Regions from separate parts of the Homo sapiens genome. Here region 1 is linked to region 2. A link is an interaction called in ENCODE POLR2A ChIA-PET data of the cell type or tissue named here. Cell type or tissue: PC-9. All regions are shown on one strand. Each heading gives the region's core, and the rest is flanking DNA. Links, peaks and the distances in the headings are about the cores only. Region 1 overlaps FGF1 (fibroblast growth factor 1). Region 2 has its middle 98 kb from the start of SPRY4-IT1.

The links. ChIA-PET counts read pairs that join two places held together with the same protein. Peaks named below come from ENCODE experiments on the same cell type or tissue, not always from the same donor. Only the 100,000 strongest peaks of a DNase experiment are listed, where the experiment ranks them.
Region 1: POLR2A ChIA-PET joins it to region 2 with 6 read pairs; 2 of 35 experiments call an interaction of 5 or more read pairs at or near these places.

Annotation. Positions count from the first base shown.
Region 1 is chr5:142,630,348-142,645,336 of GRCh38, forward strand. The region is part of intron 1 of FGF1 (fibroblast growth factor 1); the gene reads right to left. Among named protein-coding and RNA genes, the nearest start is that of FGF1, 48 kb to the right of the region's middle. RefSeq lists a promoter at 13,789-14,133 and an enhancer at 14,258-14,989. In PC-9, for the core only: no CTCF peak of the experiment used is centred there; a DNase peak (open chromatin) is centred at 6,554.
Region 2 is chr5:142,213,148-142,228,136 of GRCh38, forward strand. No RefSeq gene overlaps it. Among named protein-coding and RNA genes, the nearest start is that of SPRY4-IT1, 98 kb to the right of the region's middle. RefSeq lists a silencer at 3,261-3,430 and an enhancer at 10,284-10,333. In PC-9, for the core only: no CTCF peak of the experiment used is centred there; no DNase peak of the experiment used is centred there.

The sequences.
Region 1 (14,989 bases), core at 5,142-7,641, 420 kb after region 2:
TTATTACCAACCCCACTGTCCACAGCAGGTCCAATTCACGAGCAGCTCCTATCTTACCTTCTGAAATAGCCCCATCTTTTGCTCTTGGCCCCCTCCCATCACTTTTACACATAGAGCCAGAGAGATCTTTTAAAGTTTATATCAGATTGGCTACTCCCTAGCTTAAAACCTGTCATGGCTTTCCATTTCCATAAAGTAAAATCCAAACCCTTACCATGGCCTATGAGACCCTGTATGGTCTGGCCTCACCTACGGCTCCTCCCTCCCTTTGCCCCTCTATTCCAGCCACTGCATGTACCCTTGGGTCCTTGAGCCCACTATGATCTCCTCCATATGGCTGCCTTCCTACAAATTGGTCCCTCTGCAGCAGTGCCCTTCCCTAACAGTTTCCCATGGGCTGCCTCCCATGCCCCTTTCAGAGGGCAGCTAAAGTACCACCACCTCAGAGGTCTTCCCTGGTCTCCCCAGCTAAGGTAAGTTCCTTCTCTACCTCCATGATTCTCTTTTGCAGCCTCTTGTTCTCTTTCTTCCAACATTCACCATCATCTGTAATTAATTATATATCCATCCATGCGTTTTCTTGTTTGACATCTTTTTCCCACGCTGGACTGTAAGCTGCTGGAGGACAGAAGCCATGTTTATTCAACACCTTCTGCGCAGCCCTCAAACGATGGCCAGCACAGAGGAATTGCTCAGATATTTATTGAGTAAATGAGGGAGGGAGGGAACAAATGAACAGATAAATTTCAGCTTGTAGAATCTTGACCTAAGGACTCTGCTACGCACTAAGGGACTTCAGTGTCCCATTCTGCTCTTTGTTGTGATGAACTTTGCTCTTCTAAAGCAAGTGTTTTTCCCCTAGATTATTTTTATAGAAAAAAGTGAAGCAAATATAGAGATAATTATTGATTCTTGCTCATCAAGTCCCTGTTCCCTATCACCAACATCCTCCTGAGAGCCTGCTGCAGAATTCCTGGGAACCACAGGAAATACGTCCACTAACCACTTGAAAAACACTTATAAAAATAGACCGGACTTGACCTTCTTCCTGTGGAAGGGCCTTTTTCCTCAGGGCAAACATTGCAAAGAAATTTTGTCTCTTCTTAGGAACCTCTCTTTCCAATCACTTTCCCAGCAGGATTTATCTGGACGTTCTCAGAATCCTGTTCTGAAATTATTTCCCCACTGGCTGGGTCATCACTTGAGCAAATTGCTTATTTATTATTTCCATGCTATTGTTTTTATATTAAAGTGATAAGATAGAAATCAAGACCTGGGGGAACTATTGGGATATTTCACAGTAGGGGTAGCTTTATCCTCACCAGGGGTTAACACCCGTTGCCTCAGACTTCAATACAGGTGCACTGCCTTCCTTACTTTGATCATTATCCTCTCAACTCATTCCTTACTTTTAAATTTTATTTAAATTAGCTTTTTTTTTTTTTTTTTTTTTTGAGACGGAGTCTTGCTGTGTTGCCCAGGCTGGAGTGCAGTGGCGCAATCTCGGCTCACTGCAAGCTCCGCCTCCTGGGTTCAAGCGATTCTCCTGCCTCAGCCTCCCCATTAGCTGGGACTACAGGCGTGTGCCACCATGCCCAGCTAATTTTCTTGTATTTTTAGTAGAGATGGAGTTTCGCCATGTTGGCTGGTCTTGAACTCCTGACCTCAGGTGATCCACCCGCCTTGGCCTCCCAAAGTGCTGTGATTACAAGCACGAGCCACCACGCCCGGCCTAATTTTCTTATTTAAAGCAAGCTTTATCTCCCTGGTGTAACTGCAAAAATTTCCTATAAATAGAAGGCAGTGATAAAGATCAATACAATGAAGCACAGCAATGGCATTGACTTCTGCTTAGATGCTGCCTCCTGTCTGCTGGGCTCTTTTGGTTATAAAGAGAGAAGAGCAGTTCTTCTAGGGAAGTTGAAAACATAATTGTCCCAAGCCAAGGTTTTCTCCTTGAGTAACCAAAATGACTAAGGAGACTTAAAGATGGGGGCTTCTTTTCTCTCTGCAGTGTTGTTCAAAGATACTTCTCAGTACCACTCAGAATTTCTCTTATCAACAGGGGCACATGTACCATACTTTTGGGAAACAAAGAAATAATATTTAAGGTCTGTTGCTTTGGTGTTTTATCAATTCAACAAAGCAGGGGACATCAGTCCACTTACAAACCCTTAACCATAAGGGGATGATATAAAAATTAGAAAATACAGATAAACAATAAAAAGTTTTAAGAGATTGTCCATGATCATATCTGCCAGAGATGCCTTCTGTTAACTTTTCTGTTCATAGAGATGTAAGCATCTTACAAAGCAGAATCATATATAGTGAACTGTTTTATAACCTGCTCTTTTATGATCTGACTTTACTCAATACATTAGGAATTTCCCCCTCATTAATAAACAGAAACCTACACCTTCATTTGTAATGGTTGCATACAGATGGTTCATTTGTAATGGTTGCACCTTCACTTGTAATGGTTGTAATGGTTGTAATGGTTGCACAGGAGTCCACAATAGGAACATGCAAAACTGTGTCAACTAACCTTTTATTGTTGGACATTTAGGTTGTTTACTTTTTTTTTTTTTTTTTAGACGGAGTCTTGCTGTGTCGCCAGGCTGGAGTACAGTGGCACAATCTCGGCTCACTGCAACCTCCACCTCCCAAATTCAAGTAATTCTCCTGCCTCAGCCTCCTGAGTAGCTGGGACCACAGGCGCCCGCCACCACACCCGGCTAATTTTTTTGATTTTTAGTAGAGACGGGGTTTCACCATCTTGGCCAAGAAGGTCTCAATCTCTTGACCTCGTGATCCACCTGCTTCGGCCTCCCAAAGTACTGGGATAGGTTGTTTACTCTTTATCACTATTATAAGCAAAACTGCTGTAGTCATCTTTGCCAACTATCCCATTACTTCCTTGGGAAGAATTTATGGAAATGGAATTACTGGGGGAAAGCACATGCATTTTATTAAGGCTTTTACTCAGACATTTCCGAATGTGTGTACCTTTTACAGGCTTGAGTTCCATTTTTATTCCTTGACTTCTCTCTACTTCCTTTCTGATGTATATGTCTGCTCTTTAAGGTAGAAGAGAAATTAATGTGAAAGTTTTAGATCTGCTGACTTTGGTGTCAAAATCTCCTTGTAAAAAAGAGGCTTGCTTCCTTTGCCTAAACTTCCTCTGAAGACATACAGTAGCATTCATGGAATTTCCCTGCACCCATTTTTGTGCACGTGCCCTACCTGAGGGATGCTCTTCCAGCAGTGTGGGCCTGTGACTCTTGCCGGAGTCCAGTGTGCCCCAGGCTCACGGGGAGCAGAATGCCCACTGCAGCATTGGCTGAAAGCAGCTTTGGACTTGCCTTTTGCCTTTGACTCTTTGGGGCCCAATTTACTGCTTTGCTATACCACCATTAGAGGTGTCTCAGCTCCGACCTCTGTTCGAAGCTCATCCCCTGACTTCTGACCTCTCCTCCACTCCTGGCATCTGTTCAAAGCTCAGCTCCTCCATGAATCTCCAGGCACTAATGACTCTGTTGAATCAAGACCTCCCTCGGCTGGGCGTGGTGGCTCACGCCTGTAATCCACGTACTTTGGGAGGCCGAGACGGGCGGATCACGAGGTCAGGAGATCGAGATCATCCTGGCTAACACGGTGAAACCCTGTCTCTACTAAAAATACCAAAAAAAAAAAAAAGTAGCTGGACGTGGTGGCGGGCGCCTGTAGTCCCAGCTACTCGGGAGGCTGAGGCAGGAGAATGGCGTGAATCCGGGAGGCGGAGCTTGCAGTGAGCCGAGATCGTGCCACTGCACTCCAGCCTGGGTGACAGAGCGAGACTCCATCTCAAGAAAAAAAAAAAAAAAAAACTCCCTCTAGTGAAATCACCTCTCTAAAGTTTTATGTGTGCTCCTTTTATCCACTGTGACCACATCTCCCACTTATTAAATGCAGGGCTTTTGTGCCTGGCACAGAGCATAGTGTATTGAAGTAATACTTGCTGAAATAAGAATCCAGCCAGTCTCCCAGATTGAAGTGAGGCTTGGCACAGCCAAGTTAAAAATGGCAGACGGTTGTGAATTCTTGCTCACTTAGCATTCCAAACGGTATCCTTGTATTTAAAATAAGAGACAGCCTAGATTCAGGGTAAGAACCATGGCTGGAATTCAGACCCCTTGCCACTAAGCAGATGTGTGACTATAGGCCAGTTGCTAGCCGCTCTGAGTCTGGTTCCTCATCTGAATAGTACTTACTCATAGAGTTGCAAAGATCAAATTTGATAATAACGTGTAGAGGGAATAGTCCAGTACGCAGCATATGATAAGCTTACCACAAATAGTATTATTAATGTCTTTCATCCTTTGGGAGTTCACAAAATAATGAAGCCTCCCTCCTCAGTTTGGACTGCAGAGCTCCTGGCTCCTACACTTTTGTGGATAATGGTACTGTTTGACTTTCTCTAAAAATCTGCTGACTGTGCCTTTCCATGGAGAAGAGAAAATAGTTGCTTTGGTTATTGCTTTTTTTTTCTTTTTTTTTTTTCCACGACTCCTTGTAACAAAGTAACAAACAGTCAGGCTGAGTAATTAGCCAGAACAGGATAAGTCTCACCAGATGTCCCCAGGTCGATTGCTCGTTGTTGCACAAAGCTGTATAATTTGGAGTACTTCTTTTGATTTTCTTGTACCTTTTCCACTTAATTTAAGTATCGGAAAGGCAGGGGCTGAATGTCTTAAGGGAGACTTACACTATAATGGTTGATACTAGACTCCAGAGTCCGGGAGACCTGGCTCCCCCTGTGGCTCTGCACTAACTTGCTGGGTGACTTTGGGTAAGTCACTCCACTCCCTTGTGCCTCAATTTTCTTCAGTTTTCTTGTCCACAGAATGGGGATGATAACAGTACCTCGTAGGGTGTTGGGGAGGATTAAATGAGATAATGCATGTAAAACACCTGGCACATACTAAGGTCTCAGTAAATGTGAGTTACCGTCATCTTCATCTTGCTCAAATCCACCGCCATCATCACCTTTCTATTGTACCTGGCACAGGCCCTTCCCTATGGGAGCAGCTCAGTCAGTGTCGACTTAAGTGAATAAAATGAATAGAATATGCCCCCCCGCCCCTTCCACAGAAGGTGAAATCAACAATCTTCATTTTTCTGCATGTCCGAAGTCAAGCTTATGGTGCTTTATTTTAAATGAGGTTTGCAGCGCCTGACGCTGGAATTCCCAGTTACAGACCTGAGCTTCTTACCCAAGCTGCATCTTGTGTTACAAGGCACAGGACATACCATGGCACTCCCACCCTGAGCTTTCTTCCCCAAAGTAGGGCCCACCTGCCTGGGAATCACATAGGTTCCCCCAACAAAGGGTTCTGACTTGCTGGGCTGAGTCGGGGCTGGCACCCACATGTTCAACAAGATTCCACAGAGGATTCTGATGTGAGACTCCCTAGTCTGGGTGATATTTTTTCTACATCAAGATAGAAGAAAGCAGTGCAGCCTAGAAAGGAAGGGAAGGCTTGATTATTTTTCTCTTTTTAGCAAAGCCACTGAAATATGTCCAAATCTACTCTTGTTTTATTTAAAAGCGGTGGCCCTGGGGACACTGCCCATTTTGATATGTTTATTTTTTTCTATTTCTTTCCATTACTTGTATTTCCTTTATTGAATTACTGTTTGTTGCTGCTGGTGGGAAGAAAATAAAACAGAGGGTGAGGCAACATAAGTGAAGACTCCCCCTCCTTCTTGCTCTGTTTTGCTGTGTGAGGCTGGAGCCGGATTTTCTGCTTCTGCAGTGAGACGGGAGGCACGGGCCACTAGCAGGTACACCAATGCATCTGCACCTTATCTGATTTGCTCCACAGTTCTGCTTTGCTGACCATGATGGTGCCTGGTGGAAAGGCCCAGCTTTCTCTGAACTGAGCCAGAAACCGGATCTCAAAAACTGGGACCTAATCACAACACACAAGCCCATAATATGATGACATCAGGCCTTTAGGGTGAGGAAGGGAGGTGGCTCAGGATTACCATGAGGTCCTGTTACATTTCAGTTTGTCTCTGCCTCTTATTTTATTTGGTAAAATTGTTCCCAGCTGTTTAACAATCGGAGGACTCATTCATTCACTTGTCACATATTCAGTGAGTACCTACTATGTGCCAGACATAAGGAATATTGTGAATAACAAGGCAGGCACAGAGAGGCTCTCTTGAAGTTTGAATTCTGGTGGGGAAGACCTTTCCCCATGCAAGCGATTTTGAATGAACTGAGTATTATAGTGGCAAAGTCCAGGTTGCCCTGAGAGCCAGGTAATAAGCAATCTATAGGACCTGGGAGACTTCGGAAGACTTCTTAGAGGAAGGGGTATTTCTATTACTAGTGAGTAGAGAGAGGGAGGTTGCAGGTAAATGTGCAGAGGTCATGAGTCCAGAAAGAGCAAGTTTTACTTGGGGGAACTGAACAGAGTCCATTATGGATGAGGGGAGAAGGCTGTGGCTGGGGAAGCTGGCAGGGCCAGGCTACACAGGGTCCTGTAGGCACCTGTCTGAAGAACTGTGGGAAACTATGGAATACTCAGGCTGGGATGTGATGTTATCAGATTTGCATTTTTAAAATGTCATTCTGGCTGCTGAGTGACTAATTGGAGGAAAGGCAAGGAAATCAGCTGCAATTGCCCAAGTAAGAGGTCTTGGGACCTCAGATCAAGTGGTATATGTGGGTATGGGCTAAATGCTGTGTCCACTGCTCACAGCTTTCCAGCCAGGACACCTTGAGTATGTCAGCCCAGCGGCCCTCTCTGGGAGAGACAGTGGCATTTAGCCAGCGCACGGTACTGGCAGATGAACTAAACTCGAATTTTAAAATCCCAACACCAAAGATACAAGGAATATAATTTCCAAACAAGATGTGCTGCTTTGAGAATGTGGAGGTCATTGACCTCCAGAGGCAGATTTGGAAGTGAAGAACCACGGCGTTTTTGTTTTTTTTTTTTTGAGACAGAGTCTTGCTCTGTCGCCCAGGCTGGAGTGCAGTGGCTCGATCTCAGCTCACTGCAAGCTCCGCCTCCTGGATTCACACCATTCTCCTGCCTCAGCCTCCCGAGTAGCTGGGACTACAGGTGCCTGCCACCACACTCAGCTAATTTTTTTGTATTTTTGTAGAGACAGGGTTTCACCATGTTAGCCACGATGGTCTCAATCTCCTGACTTCGTGATCTGCCTGCCTCGGCCTCCCAGAGTGCTGGGATTACAGGTGTGAGCCACCATGCCCAGCCACCATGGCATCTTAATAGTTGACAAACAGTGCTGGGAGCCAGAGCTCCCTCATTGCCTGCCATGCAGCCTGGGCATCCAGGACTGTCGTCCCTGCTCTTCTGCACCCTGCCTTGGACTCACCAGATGACTGGACACATTGTCTCTCCCTTGGTGTGAGTATGATCTCAAGAACCCAATTGACAAGTCATGCTACTGTAGTTTATAACATCTACAAAACAGTGCCATTTGTGAGGGAGGTTTAAGGGCAGGACAGAGCCTGGAGGGGAAAGGGTGGACCAGCTGGCTCTCAAGTTGCCTTCTGGTCTTATGACTCTGTGGGGCTTGGTGATGCTAGAGGAGAAAGCTGAGACCATCTGTGGGGGCTTCATTCACCTACTCAGCAAATGGTCATTAAGAATCTACTATGTTCTGGCTGCATCCTCAGACAGCGAACAAAGCATGGCAGTGAACAAAGCCGGCAGAGCTTTCATTCCAGTCATTTCCTGAGGACAGCTGGTGACCCACTCTGCCCCCAAGCTCTCCTGGTCTTTGTACTGAGTAAAGACAGATGGCCTGAGAGTTCCCCAGCTTTGAACCATCAGTGGCCTCAAACAAGAGTGAACTCCTTTTAGTTCTCACATGTGCCATGCTTACTCTCACCTTGAGCCTTTGAACTTGCTTTTCCGTTGGCATGGACCTCTCTTTGCCAACAATGCCACCACCTCCACCTGCTACGACCCCCAGGATATTCCTTCTTCTCCCTCAGACTTCACCCCGGAGGCCTCGCACTAGTTATTTGAGTGTTTCCTCTGACTTTGCTCCATAGGGCAGAACCCCTATCTTGCTCAGCTTTTTATCCCATGTCTAGCATAAGCCTGGCACATAATATGTGCTTAATAAATATGTGTTGACTCACACAAAGTACAAAGATCAACTCAAAATGAATTGAAGTCTCACATGTAAGACCAGAGTTTGTAAATCTGCTAGAAGAAAACATAGGGGAAAGCTTCTTGATGCAGGTCTGGGTAATCATTTTTTGGATATGATTCCAAAAGCACAGACAACAAAAGCAAAAATAGTTCAATGGAATTGCATCAAACTAAAACGTTTCTGGGCAGCAAAGAAAACAGAGTGAAGAGAAAACCTATGCAATGGGAGAAAATATTTGCAAACACATCTGATAAGGTGTTAATATCCAGAATATATAAGGAACCCAAACAACTCAACAGTAAGAAAGCAATCCCATTAAAAATGGGTAAATGACCTGAACAGATAATTCTCAAAAGAAGACATACAAATGGCCAGCAGGTACAGGTAAAAATGCTCAACATTGCTAATCATTAGGGAAACACAAATTAAAACCACAATGAGATACCACCTCATGCATGTTAGAATAGCTAATATCAAAAAGACAAAAGATAACAAGTATTGGTGAGGATGTGGAGAAAGGGAAACCCTAATACACTATTGTGGAAATAAAAATTGGTACAGCCATTATGGAAAACAGTATAGAGGTTCCTCAAAAAAATAAAAATAGCACTACCACATGATCCAGCAATCCTACTATTGGGTATATATTCAAAGGAATTGCAATCAGTATCTCAAATAGATATCTGCACTCCTGTGTGCATTGCTACATTATTCACAATAGCCAAGATATGGAATCAACCTAAGTGTCCATTTACAGATGAAATGGACACTTCATTTCATCTGTATCACACATGAAATCTGTAACACATTTCTTCTAAAGAAAATGTGGTATATACAGACAATGGAATACTATTAATCCATAAAAAGAGGAAAATCCTGTCATTTATGACAACATGGATGAACCTAGAGGACATTATGCTAAGTGAAATAAACCAGACACAGAAAGACAAATACCACATGATCTCACTTATATGTGGAATCTAAAAAAAGTCAAACTCATTGAAGTAGAGAGTAGAATGGTGGTTGCCAGGAGCTGGGGAGAGGTGACTGGAAATGAGATGTTGGTTAAAGGGTACAAGGTTTCAGTTAGACGAAATGAATAGGTTCTAGAGATCTATCGTACAGCATGGTGACTATAGTCAGTAATGTGTGGTATACTTGAAGATTGCCAAGAGGGTAGATCTGACATGTTTTCACCACACACACACAAAACGATAATGTTGCGAGGTGATGGATATGTTAACCAGCTTGATCATAGTAATCATTTCACAATGGACACATAGATCAAAACATCACATCATATTCCCTAAATATGTGCAACTTTTATTTGTCAATAATACCTTAATAAAGCTGGAAAAAAATAGTTGTTGAGAGAAAGGATGGTGGGAGGGATAAATGATGATCTGTCCCATCCAGTGTTGCATATCAGTTTACCTGAAAAGATGCATGCTGGCTCAAGTCTCTTCACAAACCAAAGTCTGTTAAACTCTGCTAATTTGTCAGTTGCCATACTGAACCCAAGTATGAGTATTTTTGATTAAGTCACTTTGGAATGAATCATATGTATTTTCTAAAACCCTGGACCCCTCTTCACAAAAACAAACCAGAGAGAGGAAGAAACTCGAGAAGAAGAGACTGAATTAGACTATTATTCATTAATTCGTTCAACAAATATGTATTAAATACTGTGATTTATCAGGCACTGGGAACACAGGGGTAAACAAGAAAAGCAAAGACCCTGCTTTCCTTGTCAATTTTTATTCCTATAGGGGGAGGTATTAAATTTTTAAAAGTGAACAGCTAAGAAAATCTAAAATGGTGCTAATTCCCGTATCTCCTGGTAGAAAGGAGCCCACGGGGGCTGGAAGGGGAGAGTGCACCAGGAGGTGGAGTATGGTGGGGGGGGGGGTCTCTCTGAGAAGCGGCATTGGAGCTGAGGCCTTTGCCAGGTGGGGTCAGGGTTGTGCACAGAGCCACATGCACCTAAGCCTGTCTTGTGGGCTTGTGATGCGCATGAGCAGGGAGATGGCCTGTCTCAGAGAAGAAACAGCAGGATGCGGTACCTTCTTCCAGCTGTTATCCAAGAATAGGCAAGAGACTCGAAATAATCCACCAATTGAGGGGTAGGGCACAAGAGTTAATACAATCTTTTTAAAGTCAAATGCTTCTCAGAGAACCAATGCTGCCTCCATCTGAACCTGTCCTCATCCCCACCAAACCAAAAGTCATTTCCTCCTGTGACATCCTGTGCATATTGGCTGTGGCTGTTTGTGGCAGTCACTGTATCCTACCCTGCAATTAGAGCTATTTGCATCCTCCGTTTGGCCTCCCTTGGGAATCTTCAACTCCTCGAAGGCAGGGATTGGATCTTGTGCACTCCCTTCCCCCACAGACATAGACTCTCTCCATATACTTAGTAGATGCTCGGTGAATATCTGTTGGTGTTTATTCAGTTGAATACTAGGATTTCTGGATAACACTTTGGAGACATACATATTACAAAAGGAGAAGAGTTTTGATTGCAGGGAAGGGAAAGATAATTTGGGCGTATAGAGATCCCACACTTAGGTGGTTCTTCTAATGGAGAATGTTGAATGCTTTGAGACTTTCCAGTGGAGATTGGCCAGGATAACAAAAGAAGTTGTGAGGGCCACAAAAAGAAGATCGGGCAATGAGGACTAACTGCCTATTTTGCTGTTTTGGTCTTAGTGGTTAAAAAGCCATTGAGAATTATTTTGCGTGCTTCCTCCAACTCTTGGTCCTTGTTTGATCTGAGATTTCTGCTGTCTGGTTAGCTGGTTGATTTAGGGTTCACTTAGGGTTTCTTTTCTTCTTGTGTTTGTCATTTCCTTTTTCTGTGGGGGTTAATTTTCTATATATTCAGAATGTTTTTGTCTTGAATAATCTAAATATATACAGCTAGAATGTATTTTTTATTTAATTAGTATTTTTGAAGTATTTTCACTTTAAGCTGAAATTCATTTTAAATGGAACTTGACATCAATAATGAAAATGAAAAACCAGTATCACTTGCCACAGATGGTCATTGTAAAGGTAAATTTGTTGTAAAAACATATTGTAATGAATTGAATCTAATTTATTTGTACTATATTATTGAGTACTTTGTTATCTCATGATTTATTATAGCAGCACCACCGTATAAACAGTGTTATTTCCATTTTTACAGATGATAAAACTGAGATCTTGAGAAATTAACTCCCAGGGCTAAGAGGTATTTTAGGCATCCGAATAATTATTCAATTTCGGTTTACAAATGGAATACGTAAAGAGAATCTTATGATTCCATTTTTACAGATGATAAAACTGAGATCTTGAGAAATTAGGTCACTCCCAGGGCTAAGAGGTATTTCAGGCATCTGAATTATTATTCAGTTTCGGTTTACAAATGGAATATGTAAAGAGAATCTTATGAATTTCATGGAGCTGAAAAATGGATCTGAAGGTGGCACTGGAGATGATTAACCTCTCAAATAGACACATAAATTAACTGGTTACTTTTGTAAGTAAAAAGAAAATCAAATGAAGCATGGGAAAACAAAGCAGAAAAGCAAGAGTTAAGAGAACCCTCTTCTAGGAGGAGCACAATAGGGCATCCACCACTGTCAGAGAAGCCAGCTGACCCTTGGCTTCCTGGGTCACCAGATGGGTGCTGTCAGCAGTGACCTTACCTCCAGGACCAGGAATGGCCCAGGAAGAAAAGGTTACATGGAGACAGGAAGGGAAGAGAAGAACTAGGAGCTTTGGTTCCCTCTTGGCTGTCACTTATGAAGTACACTCAAGTTCATTTTCCTTGTCCCCTTGGCCTGGGGGTAATGTCCTGATCAAGGCCTGAGGGGATAGTTCTGTGGGGCCTTTTCAGGGTCAGAAAACTCACATGCCAGCAACTTTGTTTGCATCAGCAAACCCACCTGCATCATGCAAGCACTTGACTGGCCACTGACTCCCAACACAAAGCAGATATCAAGATATGAAGAGGGAACACACAGGGCTTCTGAACTGGTAGGGCTTTGTCTTGATGATCTGGGTAAAGGACAAGAATGGGTGGCATACGGTATGCCAAGAGTGAACAACAGCAGCCACCAAATAGATCTGGCTTTGTGCTGGCTTGAGCCACGTGGGCTCCCAGAGGAGACGCTCACTGAGGTCTGTGAAGGCCTTGCTGCACACCTGCCTGAGAGAGCCAAAGAGCTGTGTGTGTTGGACTGTGGCTTTTTGAAATATGTTTGGCTGGGAGATGGGAAGACCTGGGATCCTGTAGACCAGTGAAGGGGAGGTGGGATCAGGACAGACTCCACTTGGAGCTGAGTCCTAGAAACTGCTCTTCTGTTTTTTTTGTGTACACAACATCAATGAATGCCATGCATAGCCTAGAGTATGGAATAAATCTCTCCTAATAAATATATGGTTGCCTGATTAGGTTAGTCATTATGCTAAACATTTGTTTAGGCAATGCTTACCAGCTAGAAATATTAACAAATAAGGAAAAACCAAGTTTTTCTTAAAGAACTAGGCACTTTCACATACACTATATCCAACGCACCCCAGGAGGCTCCATGGCTTCTGCCTCCTCATTTGAAGAAACCAGCTTGTACTGCCTATCAACAGATTTGCAAAATTGAATGTTGTGATATAATTCTCCCTTGAGGAAAGGGCTAAATCAAGGTCATAACAATTATCGAAGATATAAAGAACTGTAATTTAAAAGACAGTATCACCATATATGCATCAGAAAAAGAGACTACAAATTACACACACACACACACACACATACCCCAAAATATGACAAAAGCCATTCCTGGGTGCTAACAGTAAAGATGATTTTTGTTTTCTTCTTTATGTTTTTCTATTTTTTCCTAATTTTCTACAAGGAGCATGTATTATTTGTATAATCAGAGAAATTATTATTCTGACAAAATCAATTTTAAAATGCTATATATACCTCTTGCTGCAACCTAGGAGGCAATACCCTGAGTTACTGGCTAAAGTTCCTCACTCAAGTCTCCCTCTAGGAAAATAGGGCTTTTCCATTTTGGATTCTATTTGAAAATTTCTCAGTAGGGACCAACAGCTGACCTTAAGTTTCAAAATTGTACCCATGAGAGAGGTGACCGCTAAGGAATCAGGCTTCCTTCCGATCGCTTATTATGCACAGAACATTCTTCTTCATCTGGCCCTCACTTTTTCATGTTTTCTGTCAACAGACTCTTAGTTATAGTAAAACAGATCTACATTTGCATACCAGCTCCACAATTTGCTAACCATGGGATCTTAGCCAAGTCATTTAAAATCCTTGTGCCTCAGTCTGTTCATCTAAACTGATAGGTTTATTATGAGTATGAAATGAAATAATGCATGTAAGCTCATGTTAGCGCAAGCAATAAAAGTTGGCTATTATCATTATCCTATTGGCTTCCCCCAAACATCTTTTCCAATTCTCATGCAGAGAACATTTTCCCGACTTAGCTAGGCTCTGTAATCTCAAGGCTTGTAGTGAGAACTGTGGCCTTCCAGAATGTCCCCAGGAGCCCTAAAACAAAAAAGGAAAGCCTTAAAACATGCTTACCTGCTGGCCCGTGGCTGGCTTCCCTGCAGAAGTGGCAAAGCCCTTCTTTGAGCAGTGAACTCACTCACTAAGGAATCCCCCAAGAGTCTGGCCAGCCGGCCCCACTGCCTGGTTGCCTCACTGAGTTGGTGCTCTCTTTAAGCTGTTCCTTTTGTTTTCTCTGACTCAGAATATCTTAGGTCATTTTGAGACAGCCTTCTCCTCCACACCTTCCCTAATTCTACCTGCTGTTCTGGAAATTTGTCATCATTTTTGACGGCCCGGCATCTGAATCCCCACCCCATGTATTTGAAAGTTACACCCGCCCCCTCATTCCCCACCACACACATACACACGTACATCTTGGTCTGGCTGGACCATTCCTGCAGTGTGATTTGGGGCCACCACACCTTCCCAGTGACTCTGGGAGCAACCCCAGGTTCTCTGAACTCTCCTTCTAGAGTCAATTTTGGTTGCTTACAATTAAGAAACCAAGCCAGCTCCTCCTCATCCTTCATACCTACCTTAGTATAAATCCTCTGGCTGTTGGTTTCCAAAACTCCCTGAGCATGCATGTCATATGATTTAGCATATTCTGTTATGATATTTTACTATAATTGTCTGTTTATCCCCACACCCCCAGACTGTTAGCTCCCTGAGGACAAGGACTAAAGCTGTTTAGCTTGTGATAGTCTCTCCATCATGGGCAGAGTGCATGGCACATAGTAGACCCTCAGCAAATGCCAAATGAATGAACAAGCAACAAAACCTTAGCACACATGAGAGGACCAGAAACAAGCACGGTAGCTCCACTTGGAGAACCAGTTAACTCGCCAGCTTTCTGATATTCTGGCACCACTCCTAGTCGGATTCCAGGGGAAATCAGATTTCTTTTAGGCTTTGGCAAGGAAGAAGATCTTCCAGCAGCATCCTGAGTGGGAGGGTGCATTGTGGGCAGCGTCTTGAAATGGGTGAGTAATCCCCCAGGCAGCTCTTAGCTTTAAACCCTGGCTTGTAATGCAGTCATCTCCTGAAGCTCCCAGCTTAAAATGGAAAGTGGCATTACTCATGGTGAAGGGCAGGCAATAAAAAAACATTTAGGTGGGGCCAGCACAATGGAGTGAGTATTCCCTGATGGCGGATGAGAACGTCTCCACTCTGAGCACTCACAGCCCTGGCAGACGGCTCAGTCATAGCAGGGCTTTTGAGCTACACCTCCGAGTTAGCTCATCACACGGCACCTCA
Region 2 (14,989 bases), core at 4,868-7,367:
TAGCGAGATTCCTTCTCTACAGATAATAAAATTAGCTGGACATGATGGTGCTCGCCTATAGTCTCAGCTACTCAGGAGCCTGAGGTGGGAGGATCACTTGAGTCTAGGAGTTGGAGGGTGCAGTGAGCTGTGATTGCACCACTGCATTTCAGCCTGGGCAACAGAGCAAGACCTCATTAAATGGTAGTCATTGTTTTTGTTATTCCTTACAAAATTTACCCAGCTTGTCTTCTGTTCCTCAGGACTGATCAGTGACAGGGCTAACAGAAAATTAACTCAATTAGCTGGGGAAGACATTCATAACATGCTTTGTGCCAGACACTGTTCTAAGCCCTTGATATATATTGTTGAATCCTCCTAACAACTCTCTAAGATAGGCTATTATTATTTTTTTAATTGTATTATTTTATTTATTTATTTTATTATTTTTTTTTAAGACAGAGTCTTGCTCTGTTGCCCAGGCTGGAGTGCAATGGTTTGATCTCGGCTCACTGCAACCTCCGCCTCCCAGGTTCAAGCGATTCTCCTGCCTCAGCTTCCCGAGTAGTTAGGATTACAGGTGCATGCGCCACCACGCCCAGCTAACTTTTGTATTTTTAGTAGAGATGGGGTTTCACCATGTTGGTCAACCTGGTCTCGAACTCCTGACCTCGTGATCCGCCCGCCTCAGCCTCCCAAAGTGCTGGGATTACAGGCATGAGCCACCGCACCCAGCCCTGTTATTATTATTATTATTATTATTATTATTATTATTATTAGAGACAGGGTCTCACTGTTTTCCCAATGCTGGTCTTGAACTCCTGGCCTCCCTAAGTATTGGGATTACAGGTGTGAGCCACCACTTCTGACTGGTACCATTATTATACAAATATAAAATGAGGAAACCGAGGCACAGAGCGGTCAAGTGAGTTGCCCGAGGATACACAGCTAGTGAATGGCTGATCGAGGATTCAGATGCAGGGAGTCTGGCCTCAGAATCTATAGCCTTCACCCTAACACACTTGGTTTGCTTCCCCCAGAAAACAAAGGGCAATGGAAGAACCTGACCATGGAGTGGTGATCGGGCTGGGCTTCTAGTGCTTTTCCTATTACCACAGGCAGAAAGCCCCCATCCCTACTTAGTCCCCTGGGTACCTGGGGCATCTCACCATTACTAGCATAGGATTTTGTGATTTGCAAGACATGTTTACACATCTACAATTTCTCTGCCCCTTCCAGCAATCAGGTGGGGAGGACAGAAGAGAGTAATTGTTATTTCTTTCTTACCAAGGCTCATAAAGGTGAAGCAGCTTGCCCGAGGTCACCCAGCTAAAACAACACAATAGGTTTTCAGGTTCCCAACGCAAGTTCTTTTATCTATACAGTCATCTCCCTTTATCCACAGGGAATACGTTCCAAGTCCCCCAGTGGATACCTGAAACCATGGATAGTACTAAACCCTATATGTGTGTAATATGTTTTTTTTTTACTATACATACATACTTGTGATAAAGTATAATTTACAAATTAGGCACAATATGAGCTTAACAACAATAATAATAAAATAGAACAATTATAACAATATACTACAATTAAATTTATGTGAATGTGGTCTCTTTTTTTTTTTTCCTCACTCTGTCACCCAGACTGGAGTGCAATGGCACAATCTCGGCTCACTGCAACCTCTGCTTCCCCAGCTCAAGCGATTCTCCTGCCTCAGCCTCCCAAGTAGCTAGGATTACAGGCATGGGCCACCACACCCGGCTAATTTTTGTATTTTTAGTAGGGACAGAGTTTCGCCATATTGGCCAGGCAGGTGAATGTGGTTTATTTCTAATTTTTCTTTCTTTCTTTCTTTCTTTTTTTTTTTTTGAGACAGAGTTTTGCTCTTGTCACCAAGGCTGGAGTGTAAATGGCATGATCTCGGTTCACTGCAACATCTGCCTTAAAGGTTCAAGCGATTCACGTGCCTCAGCCTCCTGGGTAGCTTGGGATTACAGGCACCCGCCACCACGCCTGGCTAATTTTTGTATTTTTAGTAGAGATGGGGTTTCACCATGTTGGCCAGGCTGGTCTTGACCTCAGGTGATCTGCCCACCTCAGCCTCCCAAAGTGCTGGGATTACAGATGTGAGCCACCGCGCCCAGCCTCTTTCTAAATATTTTACTGGATCATGGGTAACTGAAACTGCAGAAAGGGAGACCGTGGATAAGACAGAGAGACTACTGTACCATCCTGCCTTTTGCTGATGCCAAGGGTAGTTCCTATACCTGAAAAACATAATATAAAATACTATCTTGGGGTCGGGTGCAGTGGCTCACACCTGTAATCCCAGCACTTTGGGAGGCTGAGGCGGGCAGATCGCTTGAGGCTGGGAGTTCAAGACCAGCTTGGCCAATATGGTGAAACCCCATCTCTACTAAGAATACAAAAATTAGCCAGGTGTTGTAGCATGCCTGTAATCCCAGCTGCTCAGGAGGCTGAGGCACGAGAATCACTTAAACCTTGAAGGCAGAGGTTGCAGTGAGCCAAGATCATGCCACTGCACTCCAGCCTGGGTGAGAGAGTGAGACTCCATCTCAAAAATAAAATAAAATAAAATATTGGAACTAGACAGTCTCTTAAAGCCATGCAGTTTATGTTTGAATATGCTTGAATACCTCCAGTGATAGGTAACTCACTACCTATAAGAGGAAACTAGAGAGTGGATCCTGATGGTATACAAGAAGGAGGTGGCCTGGGACATGGCTGACCTGCTGACCTTGGAGATTTTTGCCCCACAAATGAGGCTGCAGGATTGAGTCTATCTGAGGAATGTCCTGCAGCCAGGCCCACAAGGTGTCCCTCCCAGCCCTGCCCCAGAGCCCTCTCAATCCTTCCTCTCTAAAACCGCAGCCCCTCCTTCAGAAGGAAGCCCTCTCTGCACAGACTGGTTAAGGTTTATTAGTCCTTAAAATTCCTTCGAGATGAGTTGGTATTTATTTCCCTGCAAAGCTTATGTAACCGTAAGAGGATACTGGGGCTGCCAAAGCTGTCTGTGGTTTGGATGGGGCTCACAGCGGTTTCTTCTGGGAGCTAAATATTATAATGAGTGACCTCATACTATCATTTTCTTTGGAACCGAGTTGTGCTTGTCCCAGTGGTACCCGGAGCTACCTCCCAGGCCCCTGCTGTTTTGATTCAGGCCAGGACCAGAGGGTAGAATGAAGGGAACAGGGAGAAAAAATTAGTCTGTTGAGCCAACTTGTTCACTCGGCTTCCGGGGAGGCTGAGATCTGGGTTTTCAGCCAGCGCCGAGCGCTGGGTGGCCACAGTGATTGGACTGCTGGGGAAATTATGGGAAAGGCCAGCCTTCCAGCTACTGTCTGTTTCAATCTGAGCTTTTGTAAGGATGCAGATTTGGGACTTGGAACAGGAATGGGTTGGGGAGGATCTGACTGCTGAGTGGTCACGGGCCAATCCTTAGGAACTGTTGAAGCTTGGGAAGTCTTGCATGGGGAGCCTCCAGCTGTTGAGTAAGAGGCGCCATTCGTGGAGCACTTGCTGTATACCAGGCACGAAGAAAAGCACTCTGCCTGCATTCACCAGGGGGGCTGTGTAAGACAGTGGGTTGGAGGGTCGACATAGTGTGGAATGGCTGGGTCTGTGTCCCAGCTCCACCACTTAATGTCCGTGTGACACTGGGCAATGATATAACCTATATGTCCCCATCTCTAAACAGTGGTGATGACAGCCCCCCTGTGAGGTTGTTAGGAAGATTAAATGTGATAATGCAGACAAAATGCTTGCACAGTGTCTGGTATAGAAAAGAACTCAAAAAATGTTAGCCGTCATTATCAGCGGCAGCATCTAACTGGATCCTCATAGCATCCCTAAGGGGTAGGGTCTCTTGATCTCCATTTTGCAGGTGAAGAAATGAGACTTGAGGGGTCATGTGGTTAATGAGCCACAGGACTAAGATATGAAAACTTCACTCTAGTGTCCCCTTGGCCTGGAGGTGGAAAGGGTGGGGTTTACTGCATGGATTCCTTCCTTAGGGAGCTTGAAAGCTGCCACGTGCAAGGCTAGGGAAGGGAAAGAGCTGGATTCCCTGGCCATGGAGGTCTACACTGGGAGAAAAATGGTTCTTAGAAAAGACTCTGAGGAACCTACTGGATGGTGAACTTCAAGAGGGATCAGGAATCATGTTGGTCTTGCTCACCACCACGTCCCAGTTCTGAGCACAGCGCCTGGCACCATGGTTTTTGACTGAATAAGTTACATTTGCAATGATCCTTTGAGCATTTTCATTTTAACAAGAAAAGCCTGGCTTCTTTCTCTGTTATTAACTTTTTTGACCTCAGTGACACCATGCAGGTGGCATCTACTGGGGCTGATAAATCCCCTTGGGAATAAAATGCCCAAGGCAGATGAGGGGAACACAGCTCTGGGGCCCAAGAGAACCCACAAGGGAGAGGGAAGGATGGGTTAGTGCTTCCAAAGCCCTGGTCAAGTGCCTTGAATGTAGTGGGCAGATAGATATAAAGCACCTTCTAGGTGCCCACCATGTGCATAAGTGCTGCAGACACAGAAGTGAGCAAGAGAGACAGAGAATTCCCTGCCCTTGGGGAGTGCCTGGCCTGGTCGGGAAAAGATAGCAAATGAGTAATTAAATGAGTAGTTGTTGATTATAAATTGTAGTAACTGCTGTGAATGAAAAATGCCCTAGGTACCAAGACAGAGAATCATAGAGAAGCAGAATTCCTATTTTAAAGTAGTCAGGGTAGGCCTCATGGAGGAGGTGATGTTTAAGCTCATTGGGAAACTTTGTACGACCTCGAAAGGGACTCAGTTTTCTCTCCTGATGGTCACAGGGGAGAATTGGAGGCTCATAGGCCCGAGGCTGGCATCAAAGCCTAAGTGAAGCCATGTTAAGGTATTTCTGAAGCCCCTTTTGCACTAGAATCTCAAGAGTAAAGATTCTGTCTCACCCAAAAGGCTGGGAATAATTAACAGTGAAGGGACAAAAGAGGAGCCTAGGCCGGGCATGGTGGCTCACGCCTGTAATCCCAGCACTTTGGGAGACCAAGGCAGACAGATCACCTGAGGTCAGGAGTTGGAGACCAGCCTGGCCAACATGGTGAAACCCCATCTCCACTAAAAATACAAAAATTAGCCGGGCGTGGTGGCATGTGCCTGTAGTTCCAGCTACTCGGGAGGCTGAGGCAGGAAAATCACTTGAACCCGGGAGATGGAGGTTGCAGTGAACCAAGATGGCGCCACTGCACTCCAGCCTGGGCGACAAAGTGAGACTCCATCTCAATAAATAAGTAAGTAAATAAATAAATAAATAAATACCTAATTCAAGAAAGAAATGGAGTGGCTCTAGCCAATCAGGCTAGAGGTGCTATACATCGCTATTCCGAGGGCATACATGAGGCCCGTTTTCAAGAGTTTTTCACATTTATCCCCTTGGTTCAGGATCTTCTTAAATTATTTACATGTCCCCAGCAAGAAACAGCTCTGGACTTTTGCTTTACCCCTTTGCAGAGCATTGTCAACCACTAGTCCTCTTAGTCATCCTCACCCACACTCAATAGGCCCTGCCAGTTCTACCTTTGAAGTGTACCCCAAATTCGTCCTCTCCCAGCCCCATTGCCCAGTGCTTCCTGTTCTCACCAGGCCATGTGCACACGCTGCCAGGGAGGCTTTTAAAGATGTTGGCCTCGGCCAGGCACGGTGGCTCATGCCTGTAATCCTAGCACTTTCGGAGGCCAAGGCAGGCGGATCACTTGAGGTCAGGAGTTCAAGACAAGCTTGGCCAACATGGTAAAACCCCATCTCTACTAAAAAATACAAAAAAACTTAGCTGGGTGTGGTGGTGGGCACCTGTAATCCCAGCTACTAGGGAGGCTGAGGCAGGAGAACTGCTTGAACCTGGGAGGCGGAGGTTGTAGTGACCTGAGATGGTGCCACTGCACTCCAGTCTGGGCTACAGAGCAAGACTCTGTCTTAGTGTATGCTTATTGTAACTTGGAACTAAAAAGCCCTTTCCATGGCCGTAGTGGCCCATGCCCTTTCCCATCTGCGTCTTGTACTCCACACCCCTCACCCACCGCCCTTCACCTTTCGCCAGGATTTTGTCTGAATGGATCTAGTCCCAGCTGCATACGTTCAGCATAGACAATGATTAAAACCTAGACTTCAGGGGTCTGTAGCTGGAGGCAAGTTGCTCTGTGAGCCTGTTTCCATACCTGTTCAATGAGCATAGGAAACGCCACCTCTGACAGATGTTTAAAGAATGTTAATGGGAAAGTCTCTTTCCCATTTAGGCTAAAACAAAAGTACCTCCTTAGTATACTTTATACTTTAAACCTTCCAGGGCACTTTCCCATTCGTTCTCTTATTTAAAGCTACTGAAATCTGGGCTGGGTGTGGTGGATCACTTGAGCCCAGGAGTTCAAGACCCGCCTGGGCAACATGGCGAAGCCCCATCTCTACTAAAAACACAAAAATTAGCCAGGCTTGGTGGCTCATGCCTGTAATCCCAGCTACTTGGGAGGCTGAGGCAGGAGAATTACTTAAACCTGGGAGGCAGAGGCTGCAGTGAGCCAAGATCGCACCCTGCACTCCAGCCTCAGTGACAGAGCGAGACTCCATCTCAAAATAAATAAATAAAACTATTGGTCGGGCGTGGTGGCTCATGCCTGTAATCCCAGCATTTTGGGAGGCTGAGGCAGGCGGATCACCTGAGGTCGGGAGTTCGAGACCAGCCTGACAAACATGGAGAAACCCCCGTCTCTACTAAAAATACAAAATTAGCTGGGCATGGTGGTACATGCCTGTAATCCTAGCTACTCGGGAAGCTGAGGCAGGGGAATCGCTTGAACCTGGGAGGCAGAGGTTGTGGTGAGCCAAGATCGTGCCATTGCACTCCAGCCTGGGCAACAAGAGCGAAACTCCATCTCAAAAAAAAAAAAAAAAAAAAACTATTGAAATCTGCATATGGTTGGGTGTGGTGGCTCACGCCTGTAATCCCAGCACTTTGGGAGGCTGAGGCTGGTGGATCACAAGGCCAGGAGTTCAAAACCAGCCTGACCAACATGGTGAAACCCCGTTTCTACTAAAAATACAAAAATTAGCTGGGCGTGGTGGTGCACACCTGTAATCCCAGCTACTCAGGAGGCTGAGGCAGGAGAATCACTTGAACCCAGGAGGTGGAGGTTGCACTGAGCTGAGATCACGCCATTGCACTGCAGCCTGGGCAACAGAGCGAGACTCCGTCTCAAAAAAAAAAAAAAAAGAAATCTGCATATGAAGCAGGGTGGGCGATGTGGTCTCCTTATCAAGCAGGAAGTGGCCTCAGAGAGGTTAAAGCCCTGTTCAAGGAGACACAGGGAATGGATAGTGAAACTGGGACTGCAATGACAGCTGCACTTGAACTTCTCCTGAAGGTGATGCTGCGGAGGGACCAGATGAAGACTCTGAGCCCCAAAGCCAGCCAGCATCTAAGGGACAGACCTCTGCTTTCAGGTCAGCCCCGACACGGCTGCCTGCTCAGGGAGGCCGACTTCCCTACAGCCCAATTCTGGGGCACTCACACATCTCTCAAATTCTTCAGTGTTCACCCTCTCCCTGGTCTTCTCCCATTGCACTTCTCCCGCCACTGACCTTGGCTTCTCCAGCCTTCCCTCCTCCAGTTTACAGCCCCAATTCACTGGGCAGTGTGGGGAGCTTGGGCCAAGGGTAGGATTTGGCTGTGGGGTGGGTGGGGTCACAGGGCAGCGAAAGCTTCACCAAACATCTTGCCCACTACCTCCACAGTCCAAGTCCGGGGATGCATTTCCTAAGGGGAGCCCAGTTCGGTATCTAAATCCTTCAAGGTGGGGAGCCAGAGGGAGAGGGGTGTTAAGATCTTTAACTTCCAGAATTCACATTCTTGCAATGAGCGGGACCCTGTCCGGCTAAGAAGCATCAGTACCACAGGAGGGAGTTTAAACAGGAAGAGGAGATTTTGCTTTGTGGTTGTGATTTTAATGCTCTCCCGGCTGGTTGGATGAGTGCCTACTTTCTGGGGCTGGGGTGGTAGGGTGGAGGTGAGAAGGTGGTGGGGGAAGAGAATAGGGAGGAAAGGAGAGTCCTCAAAAAAGTAGTGTAGCTGCATGGGAGAAAGCGATGTCTGAATCCTGTGAATCCCCTGGAGCTGCTTCCCAGCTGTTTGACCTTGTGAAATGGCCTAACTTCTCCCAACTTCCATTTCCTCATCTGTATAAAAGCAGGGACAATACTTCCTTTATTAAGCAAATATCTTCTGTCTGCCTACCGTATGCTTGACCCTGTGCAAATGAACAAGACAAACAGGAGACAGGATCTCTGCCGCCCTGGAGCTTATATTCCAGGAGGGAGACAAACAAGAAATACATCAACTATAAACAAACAAGATAATTTTGGATCATGCTAAGTGTTAGTCAAAAGCCGAAAGGGAGTGGGGAACATGGGACGGACAGGGAACTCCTCTCTGAGGACGTAGCCTCTGAACAGAGTCCTGGAAGCTGAGAAGTCAGTTCTGGAAATGGAGGAAGAGTGCTCCAGGCGCAGGGAACAGCAAGTGCAAAGGCCTTGAGATGGGAATGGGCTTGACGCGCTTGCAAAACAGGCAGTGGCCTGAAAATATAAAATGTGGTGAGCAAGCGGAGAAGTGGTTTGAGCAGAGGTGGGAGAAGTAGGCCAGAAACAGATCACACAGGGCTTTGGAGGCTATGCTGAGGGGTTTGGAAGGCTTTCGAGGGTAAGTTAAGCAGGAGAATGACATGATTAGGTATGTATTTGAAAAGATCACCACCATGAATTTTCTGAGCCTCATTTTCCCCCTCTGTTAAAAATGAGCATAATAATACATATCTCACAGGATTATAGAGGATTAAAAGACTTGAAAGTTAAAGCAACAAGCAAATTGATGAACATATATGCCCGAGGTGCACAACAAATGCCAGGACCATGATGTGAAGACTTTTTAGGAGCTCTGAAGAGATCTGCTTAGGAGTGAGGATGGTTCCTAAAGAGTTAATCAAACCTGTCTTGGGAAAAGCAATCCCATGCTGCTAATATAATGGTAAAGGATGCAATTCAGGCTGTTTATTTTTTAGAGATTCAGTGCTCCTATTAAGCAATCACTCTGTTTATGTCACTGCTAATTGAAGTAAATTGCTTTCTGCAATCAAATCGGGAAGTTCCCCCTTCCGATCACGAAAGGGACTTGGACTCTGGTTCCTGATTTCCAGTATTTAGTCTGACTTGAGATTTGCCCTGTAATTAATTGCATACATTCCACTGATTTCCTTAAACAAGCAGTTGGTTTGCCGTTGGGTCGGCAAGGGATGCGTTGATTTTGAAATTGCCCCTGGGATAGGAAGTGTTCCGCCTCCCTTCTCTCGCAACCCCAGCCACAGCAGCCTTCTGGCTGATGGAGCTGGTGGGGAGTGGGCCTCACAGCAGATGTGAGAGGTGGAAGTGAGCAGCAGGTGTGACCGCTGTGGTCCAGAATCCTCTTGGTGCCCCCGCCCAGTGGAGAATTCTAGTGCATTAGAACCAAAGCCCGTGAATCAGGCTGGAGGAATTCCGGGCCATGGGCACAGGCTTCCTCGCACCAATCATCAGCTCTATTTTCACTTCTCTGAGAGGCATGGGAGGAAGTGAGGGGAGGTGGGCAAAGAGCAACACTGCATCTGAATAAGCACCCTAAGAGCCCCGATCCTCTCCACGGCCCAGTCGCTGCCACCCACCCCACACCCCACCCCCAGCTCTCCGTCGTGTGCATAGGCCTGGAGGATGTTCAGGAAGGTGTGAAGGGGTACCCCAAGGAGGTGGGAGTAAAGAGTTTTAAGGCCTGTGGCCCAGCCCCAGGGAGGAGCACTCCAGCGCCTGCTCCTGGTCTTGGGGAGCAAGAGCAGGGGATGAGGAGGAGTATTTGATGCTGGACACAGCTGTTAGGTTAGGTTGCCAGGTCACTGAGAAAACAGACAGTGTCCGCCCCATCCTTCATCCTTGACGCTGAAAAGAAAAAAAAGGGCCTCAGGATTTAGTTGAAGGTGAAGACGTTGGGTGCTTTACCTTGAAGTGTGGAGAGCATCTCTTTATGGATTAATCCTGTGACCCTGCAGAAAGTGGTCTTCAAGGCCCAGCTCAGTGGCTGCCTCCCACATGAAGTCCTGTCTGATGCACTCCCCAGGAGTCTCCCTCTCACAATTCCCTTGGACTGTGTGCCTCTGGGGCAGTGCCACACCTGTCCTGCCCCGCAGTGGGCTCTATATTTGAGTTTCCTCATCCACCGACAAAGCACCTGGCGTGAGTGAGATTCTGCTAGGCTGGGGATTCTCAGGTGAGCTGAAGTCCGGAGTTCAAGACCAGCCTGGTGAAACCCTGTTTCTATTAAAAATACAAAAATCAGTGGGGCGTGGTGGCACGTGCCTGTAACCCCAGCTACTCGAGAGGCTGAGGCAGAATTGCTTGAACCCAGGAGGCGGAGGTTGCAGTGAGCCAAGATCACGCCACTGCACTCCAGCCTGGGTGACAGAGTGAGACTCCATCTCAAAAAAAGAAAAAAAAAGACTCAGTTGAGATACAACCCCTACCTTCAAAGAGCTACCAGAGCCGCAGAAGAGTTAGGTAAGTAACAGGAAGTTAATTAAAGAAGTAGCATTGGCTGGGTGCCAATGGTGACTCATGCCTGTAATCTCAGCACTTTGGGAGGCCGAGATGGGCGGATCCCTTGAGACCAGGAGTTTGAGACTAGCCTGGGCAACATGGGGAAACCCCATCTCTACCAAAACTACAAAGACTAGCTGGGTGTGGTGGTGTGCACCTGTAATCCTAGCTACTTAAGAGTCTGAGGTAGGAGGATTGCTTGAGTCTGGCAGGTTGAGGCTGCAGTGATCGCACACTTACCATGAGCCAGGCACTGTACTGAATGTTTTATATGCATTGACTTATCAAACCCCACTATATCCATACAAGGGAGAGACTCAGTATATTGAGTTTGCCGATGATGAAATTGAGGCTAAGCCACTTTGGAAAACAGGGAGGCAATTTCTTAAAGAGTTAGACAACCCATACTTTTTCTTCCCCATACAGCTCAGCAATTTCACTGCTATGTATAGACCCAAGAGAATTGAAAACATATATCCACACAAAAACATCTATACAAATATTACATAACAGTAATATTTATAATAGCCCCAAACTGGAAACAATTCAAATGTCTATCAACTGATGAGTGGATAAATAAAATGTGGTTAATTTATACAATGAAATATTATTTGACAATAAAAAGGGAAGAAGTACCAGTATATGCTACAGTGTGGATAAACCTCAAAAACATTATGCTATGTGAAAGAAGCCAGACATAAAAGGCCACATATTGTATGATTCCATTTATAGGAAGTGCCCGGAAATGCCAAATCTATGGAGACAGAAAGTAGATTGATTAGTGGCTGCCAGGGAGTGAGGATGGGATGAGGACGAACTGAATGGGCACCAGGGATTTTACTGGGGTATTAGAAATGTTCTAAACTGAATTGTGGTGATGTTTGCACAACTCAGTAATATCTACTAAAAATTATGACATCGTGGCCGGGCGCAGTGGCTCACGCCTGTAATCCCAGCACTTTGGGAGACAGAGGCGGACGGATCACCTGAAGTCAGGAGTTCAAGACCAGCCTGTCCAACATGGCGAAACCCTGTCTCTACTAAAAATGCAAAAATTAGCTGGATGTGGTGGCAGGTGCCTGTAATTCCAGCTACTTGGGAGGCTGAGGCAGGAGAATCTCTTGAACCCGGGAGGCAGAGGTTGCAGTGAGCTGAGATCATGCCATTACACTCCAGCCTGGGTGACAGAGTGAGACTCTGTGTCAAAAAAACAAAACAAAAAAAATGAGGCTAAGTAAGATGGAGCAACTTGTCTGAAGTGATTAGCTGTTAAGTGATGAAGCCAGAATTCAAACCCAGGCAGGAGTGCAGTGGCACAATCATGGCTCACCCTAACCTCGAACTCCCGGGCTCAAGCAATCCTCCCGCCTCAGCCTCCTGAGTGGTTGAGACTGTAGGTGTGCATCACCATGCCCAGTTACATTTGTTTTTACTTTTTGTAGAGATAGGGTCTTACTATGTTGTCCAGGCTGGTCTCCAACTCCTTGGCTCCAGTGATCCTCCCACCTCGGCCTCCCAGAGTACCGAGATTACAGTCAGAGCCATGGAGCCTGGCTCAGAGACCGCATTCTTAACCACTGTGCAACATTGCTTCCCTGAGGTAGCTTATCTCAGCCCAGCAGGGGCATGCTCACATAGGCTTGGGATGAGGCTGGCTTTCTTGGGATATCTCTGGGAAAAGTAACGCTTGAGTTGTGTCTGCAAGTCTTGCGTGCAAGTTCTCCTCCACCAAGAAGGCTTCTGGGTTCCCATCTTTAACCCTCCCTACCTTTTAAGAGCTGGATCTTATTGAGTAAACAGAAGAGTGAATGCCTACAGAAAGCAGGTGACACCAGCCGTCTTCCCACCATGATGAAAATCCATAATCTGGTGACTAATGTGGCCTCTGGAGAGGTGCTTAGCTGGAAACAGGCCTCACACTAGGGCTCTGGCCCCACTGAGGTCCAGGGCTGATTCCCACAGGCAGAGATGTCCTCTGCCCCTCTTTAGGCTGGAAAGAGGATAAACTTCCTTCTTTGGGCCTTTTGGGAATTCTTGGCTTTCTGGGGGCTTCTTCCAGGGGCACATTTGAATTAGGGCCAGGAAGGCAGAAGGAAACAAGCACTTTAAAAAGCATTTTCCAAAACCCTTCCAAAAGCATTTTCCAAAAACTTTCCGGTTTGGTCCTCACTGACTTAGTCACAGCAGTGTACAAAGAGCAGGGTGGCAGGAGCGGCCCCCCGGTGCAGGCAATAAGGGGGTGCATTGTCTGCAGAGAATGAAAAGAGAATAAAGAATAAAACCAACCTAAAGGTGCTTGCCATACACCAGCAATTCTAAACAATGTCAGGGAAAATATTCCTCCCACTGGGACAGGCTGCTTCTGTGCCCTGCCCTTGGTCTGCTACTGTTTGGTTAGGATAATTTAGTAGCAGGGTAACAGAGACTCATTACAAACTGGATTAAACCTAGAAGAGTGAATTATAAGGAACCAGGGTCTCTTGTGGAAAAGCCTCTGGGCAGTGCCTCTCTCCTTTCTCTGGCACCCTGTGACACCTCTGGTTTCTCTGTGTGTCAGCCTCATTGTTCCTTCTTTGCATGATGGCTTCCTCAGCTTTACTGAAGTAGCACATTCTCAGTTCAAGCAACCAGCAGAGACTGACCTGCATCTCTTAGTTCCAACTCCAAATTTCTGGGAGGCAGAATTGAACTGGTTCAGTGTAGATCCAGTGACCAACCATAATGCAATAGCCAAAGGAGGGTGTCCTAAAAACCAGGGCTTTTAGGGCACTTGGGGGTTTGTGTGCTGGCCAGACACCCCAAAACAAGTCTACTAAACATGCTGGGTGTTGTTTGAGAGAAGCTGAACAGTTCTTTCTTCAGGACCCCTAGGAACCTGTCTCTTTCCTTATATTCCTGTTTCTTTCTGATATAGCCCTTTTCACTTAAGTTAGCTGGAGTGGATTTTTATTTCTTGCAGCAGGAGAGTCCTTGACCAAAAAAAAAAAAAAAAAAAAAAAAAAAAAGAACATAAGTTGATGGGCAAAAGGGAACACATAAGAAAGGTGAACATCCCTGGTTGTGTGTGCACGTGAGTAGTGGGAAAGGGGTGGCCTCGCCTCTGAAAGAGGCATAAGTCTACGTTTATGCTTCGCAGTGGGGAATTTCCCTTTCCTTGGAGCACTTGGAAACTGACATAGGTTACAACAATGTGGAGACTTACACCTCTGCAGAAGGCAGTGGCACCTGCCTCTCCCCCTTCTTGTCCTGTACTTTCCCACAGATTTTCCATTCTACCATCCAGACAAATCTCAATATGAAATCCCCTGTCTGGATTGCCATGAGACAGATTTTTTTTTTTTTTTTTTTTTTTTTTTTAAGACAGAGTCTTGCTCTGTCGCCCAGGCTGGAGTGCAGTGGCGATCTTGGCTCACTGCAAGCTCCGCCTCCCGGGTTCACACCATTCTCCTGCCTCAGCCTCCCGAGTAGCTGGGACTACAGGGGCCTGCAACCACGCCAGGCTAATTTTTTGTATTTTTAGTAGAGATGGTGTTTCACTGTGTTAGCCAGGACGGTCTCGATCTCCTGACCTCGTGATCCGCCCTCCTCGGCCTCTCAAAGTGCTGGGATTACAAGCGTGAGCCACCGCGCCCAGCCAAGACAGATTTTTCTAATGGCTGATAAGCTTATCTCCAGGCCTTCCTCTACCCTCACCCCCAGCTGGGGAACTGTCTGTTGACTGGCAGGTAAAAGTGCAGGCTCCAAGGGCCACTTAGCATGAAAGGCCTCCTGAGGAGATACAACAGGAGGGACCAGCATCACCTATAAAGCATTCCATCCAAAAATGTTTAATCTGAATCAAATTCATCTTCTACTTCCAGTTTACAGAGATGAGGAACAGAAGAACAAGTTAAATGACATCATGAGAAAATGATCAGACCAATGGAGAATGTAGAGTGTTCAATAGGACAGCAGGGCTGGCCTCTTCAAAAAACCAATATCGGCCGGGCACGGTGGCTCACGCCTGTAATCCCAGCACTTTGGGAGGCCGAGGCAGGCAGATCACGAGGTCAGGAGATTGAGACCATCCTGGCTAACACGGTGAAACCCCGTCTCTACTAAAAATATTTTAAAAATTAGCCAGGCGGGGTGGCAGGCACCTGTAGTCCCAGCTACTTGGGAGGCTGAGGCAGGAGAATGAGGTGAACCTGGGAGGTGGAGGTTGCAGTGAGCCGAGGTCGTGCCACTGCACTCTAGCCTGGGTGACAGAGCCAGACTCCGTCTCAAAAAAACAAAAAAACAAAAAAAAAAACAAAAAACAAACAAAAAAGAAAGCCAATATTGTTTA